2 separate regions of the Homo sapiens genome follow, and region 1 is linked to region 2. A link is an interaction called in ENCODE POLR2A ChIA-PET data of the cell type or tissue named here. Cell type or tissue: CD4-positive, alpha-beta T cell. All regions are shown on one strand. Links, peaks and the distances in the headings refer to the core of each region. The heading gives the core; the rest is flanking DNA.

The links. ChIA-PET counts read pairs that join two places held together with the same protein. Peaks named below come from ENCODE experiments on the same cell type or tissue, not always from the same donor. Only the 100,000 strongest peaks of a DNase experiment are listed, where the experiment ranks them.
Region 1: POLR2A ChIA-PET joins it to region 2 with 10 read pairs; 3 of 35 experiments call an interaction of 5 or more read pairs at or near these places.

What each region holds. Positions count from the first base shown.
Region 1 is chr9:93,185,749-93,193,540 of GRCh38, reverse strand. All of the region lies in intron 2 of WNK2 (WNK lysine deficient protein kinase 2), which reads right to left. Among named protein-coding and RNA genes, the nearest start is that of WNK2, 5.5 kb to the right of the region's middle. RefSeq lists a silencer at 309-527, a cis regulatory region at 4,054 and enhancers at 3,970-4,139, 3,364-4,297, 6,399-7,364. In CD4-positive, alpha-beta T cell, for the core only: no CTCF peak of the experiment used is centred there; no DNase peak of the experiment used is centred there; H3K27me3 peaks cover 261 bases.
Region 2 is chr9:93,112,717-93,119,703 of GRCh38, reverse strand. CARD19 (caspase recruitment domain family member 19) reads right to left here. Exons shown (of 6, transcript NM_032310.5): 6 at 6,421-6,712. The coding sequence ends at 6,597. Among named protein-coding and RNA genes, the nearest start is that of NINJ1, 18 kb to the left of the region's middle. RefSeq lists enhancers at 1-321, 4,407-5,354, 5,355-6,303. In CD4-positive, alpha-beta T cell, for the core only: no CTCF peak of the experiment used is centred there; DNase peaks (open chromatin) are centred at 3,483 and 3,894.

The DNA.
Region 1 (7,792 bases), core at 1,567-6,566, 73 kb before region 2:
GCAACAGCGGCACAGGTGCCCACAGCTCCCGGGCGGGGAGACAGGCAGCCTCGGGAACCAGCCTCCACCTGCTGGCTCGGCTTGCTCTCCACATCTCTACTGGAGACAACTGTTTATTTTGCAGGGGGAGCAAGACGGGTGAAAAGAGGTTGACCTGAGGCCCCTGTGTGCTCAGGTGAAACACATTTCTCTCAATAGAGCCCCCAGCCATGAAGGGCAGCTAACACCATCCACACTGCACAAAAGGGTAAACCGAGGCTCGCAGAAACAGGTGCCCTCCCATGGCCACGCACTGGGAACATGGCAGGGCCCTCCTACCCCTGGGGTATTTTGTATGCACCAGGGCAGTGCGGCTGGGACCTTTGGGGCGACGTCCTTCCTGGCTTTGAGGCTCCCAAACCCCCCTTCCCACCACAGCAAGCAGATGCTGATGCCCCATCACGGCTGCACAGCCAGGACGGACCACAAGGGAGACCCAGACACACGGCCCAAACCCCTGCTGGGCCAGGTCAAGTTCTTCTCCATCAACGAGGTGACCTAAAGCTCCATGCCATCACCTTGGGTGTCTTCCAGCTGCAGCCTGAAGCCAGACCCAAGCCACAGGCCCTGAGAGACACCTACAAGATGACTATGGGCATAGAAGGGCTGCAGCTCCCAGCTGTCCTGGAAGGTGAGGGGCAAGTCCAGCCAGCCCAGGACCACTGGCCAGCTCCACCCAAACCGTGGACTCATGGTGGCCAGCAGGGCCCAGGGGTGGGAAGAAGGGTAACTCCCAAGGGAAGGGACAGTTGTCTTTAAGGTGCAGCACAGTTCCCAATTTTGTCTTAGCACCTAAAACTCGGAATCTGCTGCCCATTGTATGAATCATGTTTTGAAACAGTTCTGGCATCCTGGAGCACCCTCCTGTCCTGGGCAGCCCCTCTGGGCAGGGTAATGAGCTCCTCCCTCTTGGCCCCCCGAGACACAGTCCTGGCCCATCCCTGCACTCCTGGGGTGCCTACCCAGGCTCCCAACTCAGGATCAGCCTGGGAGATCCCACTCCACCCGAGGACCACCCTTGGCCACCTACAAAGCACTCAGATTAAGCATGTCCCAAGCCAAGGCCTGCCCTTCCCCTAAATCCACATTTCCCCCTCCCCCTCAGAGGACAGCAGCCACATCCTGCCAGGCCCAAAGCTGCTGCCACACCATGATTCCTACCTTCTCTCTCTCTCTTTTTTTTTTTTCTTGAGACGGAGTCTCGCTCTGTCGCCGGGCTGGAGTGCAGTGGTGCGATCTCGGCTCACTCAACCTCCGCCTCCTGGGTTCAAGCGATTCTCTTGCCTCAGCCTCCCGAGTAGCTGGGACTACAGGTGCCTGCCACCACGCCCAGCTAATTTTTGTATTTTTAGTACAGACGGGGTTTCACCATGTTGGCCAGGATGGCCTCAATCTCTTGACCTCGTGTTCCGCCCACCTCGGCCTCCCAAAGTGCTGGGATTACAGGCATGAGCCACCACGCCTGGCCTTTTTTTTTTGAGACGGAGTCTTGCTCTGTCGCCAGGTTGGAGTGCAGTGGCACGATCTCAGCTCACTGCAACCTGTCTCCTGGGTTCAAGCGATTCTTCTGCCTCAGCCCTACAAGTAGCTGGGATTACAGGTGCCCGCCACCATACTTGGCTAATTTTTTTGTATTTTTAGTAGAGACGAGGTTTCACCATGTTGGCCAGGCTGGTTTCAAACTCTTGACCTCAAATGATCCACCCGTCTCAACCTAAGTGCTGGGATTACAGGCGTGAGTCACCATGCCTGGACGATTCCTACCTTCTCTACCTTCAGATCTGATGTAAATCCTGTGCTCTCCACCTTCAAATGCACCCAGAATCTGATGCTTCTCCCCTCCCCGCCTCTATCCCACCCAGTACCAGCCCTGTAATCTCTCACCTAGACAGTGGCAGTCACCTCCCTGCTGGTCCCCTGCCTCTACCCTCATCCCCAACTGTCCCCAAGGTGGCCAGAGAGATCCTGTCAAAACCTCACTCCACTCCCGCCCCTCCTCCAGCCTCGCTCAGAACTCCCCAACCTGCCCAATACATTTCCAGGTCTCACAGGCTCTGTCTCCCAGGGCGGTGACCTGTCCTGCTCACTATGGTACCCCAGGTCTAGAACCAGGACACACGTTCAACAAATGCTCACTGAGTCAACATACACACAAGCCTGCACTGTTGAGACCCAAGCACAGGCCTCTGGAACCTTCAGGAACATCCGCTCCCTCCCCTTCTCTTGATGCTATCTTTTGGCTAGCTGTCCATCAATAAAGCTTTACGCAACCTCAGAGTAAGCCCCCAGCTGTCCCCGGAAATGACAGGACAGGGTGGGGGGATGCAACTCTCAGGGCCCACGAGATCTTCCCGCTGACCTGGAGCTTGTCTTGGACTTGGTGGCCACTTGCTTCCCAGAGCCTGACACAGTCGTGGCACTGCCACCAAGTCTAGGTTCTCATAGTCCAATCCAATCCAGTCCTCCGTGGGGGTCTCCAGCGCAGGCCCCATCTTGCACCTCCTTGGCCTCTTCCAGCCCTGATGTGTCCCGGCCCCTTTGTCTCCCTTGCTGTAAGATGGTCTATAGACTGTCCCCATCTGGGTCTGTCTGGTGTCCCAGTGGCCACCTCTAGGTCACCTGGGTCTGTTATATCCTCTGGAAAAGCAGCCGCCTAGAGGAGGGCCCAAGATCAAGCCTGGAGACGCGGGTGACCCGTGAAGCAGCCAGGGCACGTGTGGACATTTGCGTCCACGTTTAATGTGAGGAAAAATAAGAACACTGACCCTCAGCTGCCCCAGCCACATCCCAGGCACTCCGCAGGGCCTGTGGACACAAATGCAGAGGCAGGATGTTTCTGCCACCACGGAAGGTTCCAGTGCTGCGGGAGGGCATGTCCAGCTGCCCTGGCAGACCTCCTAACATGCTGACGAGGAATGAGAAAACACAAGCTTTGGCAATGGCAAATCAAATCATTTGCAATGGCAAATGGCATGTGGGGGCTGGCCCTCCACACATCTGAGCCAGTGCTGGGGTCCTCCCTCTGGGGCTCAGAAAGCAGCACAGGTACGCTCGAGTCCCATGGTGGCCTGGTCCTGATTCAGCTCAGCCAGGCGCCCACACGGCACCACTGAGCCACAGGAGCACCTGCTTCTAGTAGAAAACAAGCTGTGGTGCCTCAGCCTCAATGTGTCCCCCATGACGGTGACCTGCACAGGCTGCTGTCTGTCATCGCTGCTGACACACACCTCGCCACCACCACTCGGGGGGCAGAAGCACCACTGAGAGCTTGGCGCCCACATTTCTGCCCCGGTGGGAGGGAGGGAAAGTCCGTCTGCACAGGCCTTTCAGGGAGCTAGCGCCAGCCTTTTTTGCCAGCTAAACCAAAACCATGGTCAGCATGGTGCAGAAAACATCTCGCCCAGGAAAGCAAATTCAGTGCTGGCATCCAACTGATTTCAAATTACAACTCTCCCAATAAAATTAAGCACTTCAGAGAATTTTTAAAAGGGGTGACCACCAGCCAAATCGGGTCAAGCCTTCTGATTGTCTTGCCCCAGTAAGTGAGTGCCATGCACCTCCTCTGTGCCCGGCACTGGCTCGTCCCCTCGTCTCCTCTTCTCCCCATTTCAGCTGGGTCAGGGCTAAAAGCAGGTGAGGCTGGCAGCCGGGCCTCTAACGAGAGGCCATCGGGGCAAAGCACGCAGGCTCTCCAGTCCCCCAAACCCTGGCCTAAGGCTGCGTGGCCCATGACATGCAGAACGCCTGCCTAGAAAGGTGATAAGGATCCCACCTGCACGGGATGACGGGCCAGCTCAGCACTGGCACTGGCGGGGCTGCCAGCGGCTGGGAGAGAGGCTGTCGGGTGGCTGGGCTGTCCTTGGAGGATGGTGGGGGGACCACCCACTTGGCACAGGCCATACTCAGCGAGTCTCCTCTGGCATCATCCACTCCCAGACCCAGGAAGATGGACAGGACACTGAGACACCCGGCTGGGGCAGGACACATCGTTCCTTGAGCCCTGCCCCCTCTGGGTGGCACCAAGCAGCAGCAAGACCTACTTTGTAACTTTCTGGAACTAGAAGCAGCGCCCCCACCCTTAGTCCTCTTTAGGACTCCACCGCTCTCCCAGGGCCCAGCAAGTGCTCTGAGCTGAGGATCAAGGAATGTACGTCTCTATGAAGTAGAAAGACCCCATGCTGGGTGCAGGCCCCAGCACCATCTTGGGAAACTCAGGTTCCAGCCCTGCCACAGCAGCTCAGAGGCAGTGGCACTGAGATCCTAAGATCCTGTGTCCCCTAAAGTAGGGAGTTGCTGACAGGGAGGCGTCAGTGTTGTTAAAGGGGGTGAAAACCAAGCTTACTCCAGGTCCCCAAGGGAGACACAGCAGAAACAGGAAGGTCCGGGAAAGGCAAACAGGCTGCCTCCCTGGGTCTGAGTTGGCTATGTTTTCTCAACCTGGGGACCTGTCGCCAGCTCAAAGGTGGCAGCAAGTGAGAGTGGGAGCCCTGAGCCACATGGAACAGTGTTGGTCCAGCAACGTGGGTAGCCAAGAAGGGCAAGGAAGTCACAAAAGCTCAACACCAAAAGGAGAAGGGAACAAGATTGTGCTGACCCAACAGAAGGTGGCAGAGCAAGGGGTGGCCACAGCACCACGCCAGGCACCTCCCCGTTGCTGTATTGTGGCCTCACCACCCCCTAGAGGAGGGTCTTGTAGAAGGTCAGGCCAGTGACCCAGATCAGCACCCCCAGGGTAGCTGGGCCGGCTATGGCAGGTGGCAGACGCTCCCAGAGCCGACACGGAGCCCCAGGCTACCCCGCACCCTGTCTGACAGTACAGGGGTCTGTGGGGGAACCAGGGCTGGCCAAAGATGACCACAGGAACACAGGACATGTGGGCAAGGAGGAAGGCGGTGGGATTCTGGTGTTTTACTTCCTTGTTACCATAATGTGTTCTGCTGCCAAGAATAAAAGTTTATTCAAGAGAAGAATGACAGGGAGGTATTTTAAAATGGCTTCCCCCACAAAAAACAGTGCAGGTTCCAGCTTTGCACATCTGGAGAATTCAGAAGGTGAAACACCTCACTGCCCTTCGATGTGAGATAAATAAATATTACCCTCTCTACAGAGTTCTTTCAACACTAATTTATCAAAGGAAATCAGATGTCCTCTAAGCCAGGCTTACTAGGTCCACATGAAGGCGTTTCTCCCGTCTGGCAGGGAACCCTGAAAAACACAAGTGAGCCCCACTGGCGCCTCTCAGTTCTCCAGGGAGGCCCCCCAGCCTGTGGAGGGCAGAAAGGGGAACACAGCCCAGGCACCTGGACAGACTGCAGGTGCTGCGGGAGTAGGGGAAGAAAGGGATAGAGGCCAAGAGCAATTCCAAGAAGGGCTCCTGGCTGAAGGCAACATCCCCCTAGACCCTCCCTCTACAGTGTAAAGCGTGACTCCCAGGAACCCTCCCCATGCCCAGAATGCTAGCGGTCATGTGCAGGATGGCATCTCCACACTGTGGACTAAGAGAGCCCCTCACGACACAAAGCCAACACACCTAGAGAAGGAGCACCCACCTGTCACCCTTCCCTGCTCAGTGAGACCTGACCCCACATCCCACCCAGGAGCACACTCCCCTCGCAGAGTCCAACGCCCCTCCCACAGCCCCTGATCTCCCTGCAGCCCTACACCCCACCCTCTTCCGTTCCACACGCCCAGCAGCCCCTGGCCCATACCCAGGACATCACACAGGCAGTCCCATCAGTCCTTCCAATAGCTCTGCACAAAGTCAGCCTACACCACTCTACACACAGGCAGGGGCCCTCCTCCCCTGATCCCACAATGCCCTGCCATCTCCTCACTGGTGACCTTGGGGGTTGTTCCCCTCAGTCCTCACAGTTTGTGATGACGAGACTTCCAGCACAGCCCCAACACACACCAAGTTCTCAGCAAAGGGGGCTATTCTAAGCAGGTCCAGACTCCCTCTCATGGAAAACCCTCTCAGATCAGCACAGAGAGAGCTGATCCCAAATGACACACATCGACTAGGGACAAATGTTGGAGGTACTTCTTTTGGGGGAGATGCAGGGAAACCACAAGTTTGGGGCACCAGTAACATCCTGGCAAGGAACATCAACATATAGACAAAAAGCATATAGACCAGAAGCACCTCTCGGTTGCTGTTCCCACCTAGAGTCAAGGAGCAAGAGACCCCTGGACAGAGGCCAGGCTCCACCCCATGCCTGCAGGGGACAGACCCAGAGACAGAATCGCCTGCGTTTCCTTAAAGGGAATGGGAACTAACAAGCTCCAAGAGTCACATGCGCCTGCGATGCCTCAGCCAGATCAGCAGGCTCTGGCTGCCGAGGTCTAACTCAAATCCAGCCTACTGCAGCACCCCTGTTCCATCCACCACCCTGCAGAGGCAGCACCTGAGGGTGCTCCGGTCAGAAGGGCAAGAGCAGGAAGACCGCTCGCCAGAATCAAGAGTCGTCTCCCCTTTCAGGCCCTCTCTTCTCTCTGCTTTCCCTTGCAGCAGGAATGCCCAGCACACCCCAGGACCCCCAGATCACAGCCCCCTGCCCCACCCACTGCCTTTCCTGTACCATCAGAACCTACAGGACCATGAGGGAGGGGAGCTGTTCAGTCCCTCCTAAGGACCTCACACAATGCCACTGACCCCTAACTTGAAAAGCCACATCTCCAAGGCAGAACCAAGGGGTGGTGGAGAGGCAGGTCTCTGGAGCTCTTTGTCTTGGGAGAAAGGCTGACGACAGGTCGACACCCACCGAATTATCCAGGCTTGCACACACACGCAGGCCACCCTGTCGGGGCCGGAGGATATAGCAATTGAATCCCACTTCTGAGTCAAAAATGCAAGAGTCCCGCAGTGTGGCCAGCGGCCCCAGAACACAGCTTGCCCCAGCTAGCCCCAGCCCCGTTTCAGGCCTGGACTGGACAGCCAGCTAACTTTACAGGCCAACAGAGTACACTTACACCTCCAGCCGGCACTCTCCCAGACTGGCTCACGCCTGACAGCTGCCCACCTCCAAGGAGGGAGGCCTGTAAACACCCCCTGGACAGGCATGGCCTCTGCTTCCTAGGCTGTCCCAGGACAGCTAAGGTGGCTGTTTATATAATCTTGCAGGGCTGGGGCTGACACCACGGTGATGGCAGGATTATGAAAAATGCATGCCCAGAGCCTCTGCAGCCAAGAAAAACCCCCACACGCATTCTGCATGACTCGGTTTTAAGACCTCTCACACGTCCATTTTGTGAACAAATGGAGCTCTCAGAGCAGCAGAGGCGACTAACCACACTTCCAGGCCTTGCCCAGCTGTCCCCAGAGCTCTACCAGGCACCACCTCTGGGTCACAGGCCCTGGGTCAGAAGAAGTCTCTGCAGGTATCCCTGCTGGGGCAGCCACGGCTTGCTGGACACAGGAAAGTACTAATTTATGGGCAGCCCAGAGCCCCCAAAACACTCTGACTGCACACACCGGGCCTTGAAGCCTCCACACTGTTTTGCAAAGACACAACAGTCCAGACTCCCTGGGTCATTAAAGTAGGTCATCGGGACTGGAGAAGCAGCAGCCTAAGAGACACAGCCTCCGAGGCCCACTCTCCAGGACCCTCTCTACGCCCACAGCGTGCACACTTACACCAAACGCACAACAGAGGCCTGCCCTCGCCACCAGCTGACTCACAAACCGCAACCTGCGCACGGACACAGCCAGGCCCCACATGCCGTCCGCACACCTGGTATGCATCCTGCCAGCCAT
Region 2 (6,987 bases), core at 559-5,558:
CCGTCCTGACCAGTCTGATGCCGCCCCTCCCTGATCACTGTCTTGGCCCCATTACAATTTATGCTCTGGTGCCTTGGGATGGAGTCACTGTCCATGTTGCCAGAGACAGTGCGGCCAGGTGGACTCTCCCCTGGAGCTGGAGTCTGAGTCCAGCCCAAGTCCAGGGCAGGCACTCCGAGAATGAGTGTTCTGCCTGCTGGGTCTCCTGAGGGCCAAGGGGCTCTGCTGGAGCTGGGGGCATGGCTTGGCACCCGCATCCCTGTCTGTGCTTCTCCTACTTAAGGATCCTTTGTCTGACCTGGCTCTCCTACCAGATGCCATCACCTATCTGCAGCCTGTGTCCTCAGCACTGTCCAGCATATAGTAGGTGCTCAGTAAATGTCTGGGGCAGAACCCACTCACTTGCCTGTATGTGCTAGGCCCTGTGCATGTGTCACAGCAGCCAAGGGACAGACAAAAAACAGGCCCAGGAGCTGCTCAGAGCCAAGCTACCTTCTGGGAAGGTTTGACAGCGCCTATGGGGTCCTGGGACCTGATGTATCCACTCCAGCCAGTCCTGCCCGTGGATTCAGCTCTGTTCTCACGGGGGACCTGGAAAGTGAACAAGATGCACCCACGAAGTTGGGTGGTGGGGGGGGACATGGAGGGACACACAGGGAGCTCAGGAGGAATGGGCAGGGAGGTCAGTAGGTGACCTGGGATGATGGCGAGGGGCCATGCAGAAGTCTGGGAAGAAGGTTTGAGGGCAAGGAAGCCTTTGCACAAGTCCTGTGAGCTGGGCTGGTGTTGGGGAAGCAGTGAGGTGCGGGGGCAGGTAGGGGCAGTCGCATAGAGCTGGAGATGACCAACTGGGCAGAGTGTGATGGGAGGGTTTCCTAACCTCTTTCCTATAACAGAGAGATTATTAGATAGATTGATAGATGGTAGATACGTGGGTGGATGGATGGATGGATGAACAGACGGACGGACGGATGATGGATGGATGGTCAGATAGATTAGATGATTAGATAGATTAGATAGATAATAGATGATAGATGCTGGATGGTCAGATGGATGATTAGATAGAGATGATTGATAGAAGCTGTTGTATTTGATGGAAAAGAGTAAAAGATGAAAAGATTGACTGATAGATGAGAAATAGATGACATATGGATAGCTTGATAGATGACGGATAGAAGATAGATGTGAAGGCAGGCATAGATCTCAGTGGGTTGTTCCAAGGTGAAGAGGTACCGCTGTGCCAGCCCGAAGCCCAGTCTCGGCCCCTCACTCCCTTACAGGGATCCCTTGCTCAGGTCTCTTCATGGCTTAGGTGCCCTGTGCGTGTCCTTGACACTGCTTATTCCTGCCCACCTAAAAGCACTGGAAGTGTCTTCTAAGTCTTGTTGGATCTACAGGCTCCCTCTCCCAGGGCAGTGCTTTCTATCTGGTTCATCCTTGAAGGACCTGGCCCATTCATTCCCATGTGCAGAGTAAGGATGAGGGCAGCTCATGTCAGATGAGTGGGGAGGCAACTGGACCTCCATTCAAGGTGCTGGGCCCAGGCCTGGTACGGCCAGGCAGGGAGGAGCACCTGATTCTGGGTGTATTGGCCATTTGTGACAGAACCCACGCCACACCCTACGCCCAGCCCTCCCCTCCATTTCCTAGGGCCTCCTCTTCCACCTGTGTTCAATCAGAGTGGAGTGCCTGTTTCTTCACTGCATTATTCTTTTTTTTTTTTTTTTTTTGGCACTGCATTATTCTTAACAATCATAGGACTGGGCCCAGCATGGTGGCTCACGCCTGTAATCCTAGCACTTTGGGATGCCTAGACAGGTGGATCACCTGAGCTCAGGAGTTCATGACCAGCCTGGACAACATGGCAAAACCCTGTCTCTACTAAAACTACAAAAAAATTAGCTGGGCACGGTGGCACATGCCTGTAATCCCAGCTACTCAGGAGGCTGAGGCACGAGAATTGCTTGAACCCGGGAGGTGCAGGTTGCAGCAAACTGAGATCGCACCACTGCACTGCAGCCTTGGCAACAGAGTGAGAGATTTCTGTATCAAAAAAAAAAAAAAAAAGGTCAGGCACGGTGGCTCATGCCTGTAATCCCAGCACTTTGGGACGCCAAAGTGGGCAGATCACGAGGTCAGGAGTTCGAGACCAGCCTCGCCAACATGGTGAAACCCCTGTCTCTATTAAAATACAAAAATAAGCCGGGTGTGGTGGTGGGCGCCTGTAATCCCAGCTACTCAGGAAGCGGAGGCAGGAGAATCATTTGAACCTGGGAGGTGAAGGTTGCAGTGAGCCAAGATCGCACCACTGCACTCCAGCCTGGGAGACAGGGCAAGACTCAAAAAAAAAAAGGGGCCGGGTGCAGTGGCTCATGCCTGTAATCCCACCATTTTGGGAGGCTGAGACGCGCGGATCACTAGGTCAGGAGATCGAGACCATCCTGGCTAACACAGTGAAACCCCTTCTTTACTAAAAATACAAAAAAAAAAAAAATTAGCTGGCCGTGGTGGCAGGTGCCTGTAGTCCCAGCTACTCGGGAGGCTGAGGCAGGAGAATGGCGTGAACCTGGGAGGCGGAGCTTGCATGAGCCAAGATCGCCCCACTGTACTCCAGCCTGGGCGACAAGAGCCAGACTCCGTCTCAAAAAATAATAATAATAAATTAGAGGTCTGAATGCTTTCATATTTTTCTTCTCTTTCTCTCAAATACTTTACTTTAGAGGAAACACTAACTCCAGGTGCTGTTGACCTGTTGTGACCGCAGGAAGCTGCCCCACCAGCTGCAGCCTCTGTGGCCCCCAGCCCAGCACGTCCTCGTCCTTCCAGCCAGTGAACAGCCGGGTTCTCCCACCAGCTGTCTTCAGGCCAGTTTTAGGCCAGTGTAGCCCACTCCCTCCAAACCTGTGGCTGCAGTAGGGTCTGTGGAGACCCACCCCTGGTCCCTCACCCCCCTGCAAGGTAGTGCTAGGGTCCCCTCCCCAGATCTGATCAAGATTTGGGGTCCCACTGCAACCCCCATCCAGCACTTGCCCAGCCAGGCTGCGGGAGGGTGGGTGTTCCTCGACTGCCAGAGTCCCCATTCTCATGCTAACGTTACAGCTGGGGGGACCAAGGCTCTGAGCTGTGACATGACCCCAGCAGGCCGTGGTGACAACAGCATGCCCCCAGTACTCTGTCTCCCGAGTGCCCCTCAGGTGTGGGGGACAGTAGGGCGCACAAGAGGCTGGACCCCCTCCCAGATTCTGAACCTGTCTGCATGAGGGTGGGTGTCCAGGCTCACCCAAGGAAGGCCAGAACCCTGTGGCTGCTGAGACCCAGGGTTTGTGCAGAGGTGTGAGAGGCACTGAGTGGGCAGGACCCCTGTGAGCCCTCTATGGAGGAGCCACCGGCCCCGGTCACAAGGCACTGAGCCGGCAGAACTGGAAGCAGCAGCACAACAAAGCTGCGTCAGCACCCCCAAAACCCAGCCTGTGTTTGTAGTCAGCAGGGTCATTTCTCCCAGACCGGTACCGTGGATTGTGCAAGACCAGCTATACTTCCGGCCTCTGAGCTCAAGTGCCCTGTGTCCTTGCTGACCTGTGACAAATATACTCCTGGGTTCCATACTAGGTCCCCCAACACCCCTCCCTCACCCCTTCCTCACCCCCACCCTCACCCCTCCCTCCCTCCCTCCTCCCTCAATTCCTTCCCTCACCTCTCCCTCACCCCGTCACCTCCCTCCTTCACCCCTCCCTCACCCCCCCATGCCCTCCTTCACTCTCCTTCACCCTCTCCTTCACTCTCTCTCTCCTCCCTCAACTCCTTCCCTCACCTCTCCCTCACCCACTTCCACCTCCCTCCTTCACCCGTCTCTCACCCCCACCCCTCCCTCACCCCCTCCCTCCTTCACCCGTCTCTCACCCCCTCAACCCTCCCTCACCCCCTCCCTCACCCCTCCCTCACTCCTCCTTCACCCCCTCTCTCACCCCTCCCTTATCCCCTCCCTCACTCCTCCCTCATCCCCTCCCTCACTCCTCCCTCATCACCTCCCTTACCTCCTCCCTCACCCCCTCCCTTACCCCTCCCTTACCTCTCCCTAACCCTCTCTCACCCCTCCTCACCTTCTCCCTCACTCCCTCTCTCACCCCTCCCTCCCCCCAACTCCTTCCCTCACCTCTCCCTCACACCCTTTCACCTACCTCCTTCACCCCCCTCACCCCTCCCTCACCTCTCCCTCACCCCTCCCTCACCCCTCCCTCACCCCTCATTCACCCCCCTCCCTCACCCCTACCTCACCCCCTCCCTCATCTCCTTCCTCACCTACCTCACACACCCCCTCATTCCCCTTCCTTCATCTCCCTCCCTCATCCACACCCCCTTCCTCACTACCCCTCTTTCCTTCACTCACTCTCCCTCACAACCCTCTGCATTTCACCTCCAGCTCTCCCACAACCCCTCCCTCACACCAAAGCTTTGGTAATGGGAGTTCCCTCGACCCCAGCATCTCCTACCAGCTCCTGCACAGTTCTGGATGTCAGAACAGCATCCCATGTTCAGGTGTGGTAGCTTGGAGGAAACTGCTCTTCTTACTGGGGTATCATGAGGGCTTCCTGGAGGAAGTGGCATTCCTGAAGGATGAGTTGATGAGAGGGGCTGGTAAGGAGTCCCAAGCCGAGGGAGCAGCACGGTTTTTGCCTGAACACCTGCAGCACAGGTGTGGAGGCGCAGGACACGGCCATCTGTGGGTGTAGTGTGGAAGCGGGGACTCAGGGCAGCCAGGAGGGCCTCACGTGCCCAAGGGTGCCTTCCCCTCCCCTGGGGACCTAGTTCACTGCTGGTCACAGGAACTGGTTGGCCCGGTGGTTAGCAGAGCTGGGCCTGATGGGCGGCTGAGGCACAGACATGGGCGCTTATCATTCTCCCTCCTCCAGGTTCCAGCCTCAAAGGGTGGGGCAACCACCAGGCGGGAGGCGGCAGATGCAAGAGTAGGCCTGGCTGGTGGTCGAGGATGTCACAGACTCAGCCCCAGGCTTGAGTCCAGTTGGTCAGGGATGGAGCTGGGGGTAGCTGGGCGCTGGGAGGGCAGTCCAAGGACAGTGGGGCTCAGGACCTGGCTGACATGGGCCTCGGGGGAGGGCGGTGGGTGCACACAGATGGACAGGGGAGTCAGCAGTCCTCGGGCCAGGCAGCCCCTCACTGAGGAATGACACCCTGCCCAAGCGGCCTGGGGAGTCAGGGCCTCAGGTCATGTCAGGCAGCCCTGAGGAGGTGCGTGTGTCCTCCACGGCCTCAGGTGGGGCCACCTAGGACTTGCCCAGGCCACACACTGGCCTGTGCCCTGCCTGCCTCGGAGGTTTCCTACCTTCAGCTGACGCAGTCATAGAATGTTACTGTCCCTGGAGACCCCTCCTTCACCCTCCAGGGGCAAGTCACACCTGTCTACACCCTTCACCCAGACACCTGTCACCTTCACTAAGTGTGTCTCCTTTACCCAGGCATTAAAGGCATCTGTAGCAAGGTGGTAAATTCCTAAAAGGATTTCTGAGGGGGAGGGGGTGCTGTGACAGAGCGCAGGCTCAAGGAGGAGTCCCGAGGGAGGGATCCCATTTCACAGGTGGGCAAAGGGGCTGAGACTGGAGCACAGGCCCTGGCCCCATGGCTCAGGGTGGAGGAGGGAGAGGGCAGCTAGGGCTGTCCCCCGGCCACCCCACTCAGTGGGCGCATGGCAGCCTGGCAGGTGGGAGGGCTCTGAGGCACTGGCTTTCCTTGCCCCTGGCCCTCAGTTCCCTGAAGGGGCAGGCACTGTGATGACCCAAGCAGCAGGGCTGCATGGTAATGGGATGTCATGTCCTGGAGCTCCATACTCCACCGGCAGCCTGGTTCCCACTGTCATGTGCGCTGGGACCCTGCGACTGAGCAGGGTCCCTCCAGGAGCTGCGCCCATAGCCTCGCCCTGCCAGTGGCATCGCCCCAGCATTAGGGGTTCCCAGCACCTTCTGGGGCAAAGCCTGGGTGCCTCCAGAAACCCCCTGGAAAATGCAAACTCATGATGATTCTGTGGGTTGACAAATATTCTCGTTTCCCCACAAAAAGGCTTGGGGGAGGAGCTGACAAGGGGAGGGAATCAGGTGTCCGGTCCAGGCTCAGCAGCTGGGGTGGGGGGAGTGGGTGTGTGTGTGTGTGTGTGTGTGTGTGTGTGTGTGTGTGTGTGTGGCACATGAGGTGTGAGGAGGGGGCAGTGTGGGGAACATCTGAGGTGGGGAGGCAGTGCCTGGCGGCTTATCCGAGGCAGGTGAGTCCATGTGGAGGGCGTCCTGTCTGGGGGGTCTGTGCCAGCAGCTGGATGTGGGGATGCTGGGAATACCAGGGCCAGCCCCAGCTGGAGCAGCCATAGCTGCAGTCATCTCTGAAACACCCCTGAGACTGAGGAACGAGGCAGGCTGAGAGAACCTGAACATTTAATATGGTCAGCACCTTGTAAGGTGAAGGTGTGTTTTTTACACAAATTATAAATAATGAAAAATATGCATTTAGAAAAAGAAGCAGCAGTCCCCTTGGCGGGCCGGCTCGAGGACTCTTTGGTTGAGTGGCAGGTGAGGCCCTGGGTCCAGGGTCTGTCAGAGCCCCCCTAGGTCATCTGCCAGGAAGGCCAGCAGGTAGCGGCTGACATGTCTGTCGATGATGACAGGCGAGAAACCGAGGACGCGCCGGGTCCCTGGCAGGCCCTTGGGGTCTAGAAGACAAAAGGGGAGGCAAAAGCTCAAGAACCAGTCCCAGAGGTGAATTCTGTGTTTCCATCCCTCCTGCGGGGGTGGGTGGGAACAGGCACTGGGACAGGGTGCTCCCTCCCGGTCATGGTCTCGGCTTGAGTTGAAAAGACAAGAATTAGGGCAGATTCCAGAGCCCCCAGCTCCCACCCGAGTGACCCACGGGCCTTTGAGTCCTGCCATGTGTGCCTGTGTCCCCTCACCCAGTAAGCCTCCCAGCACGACAAACTCAGGCATCACA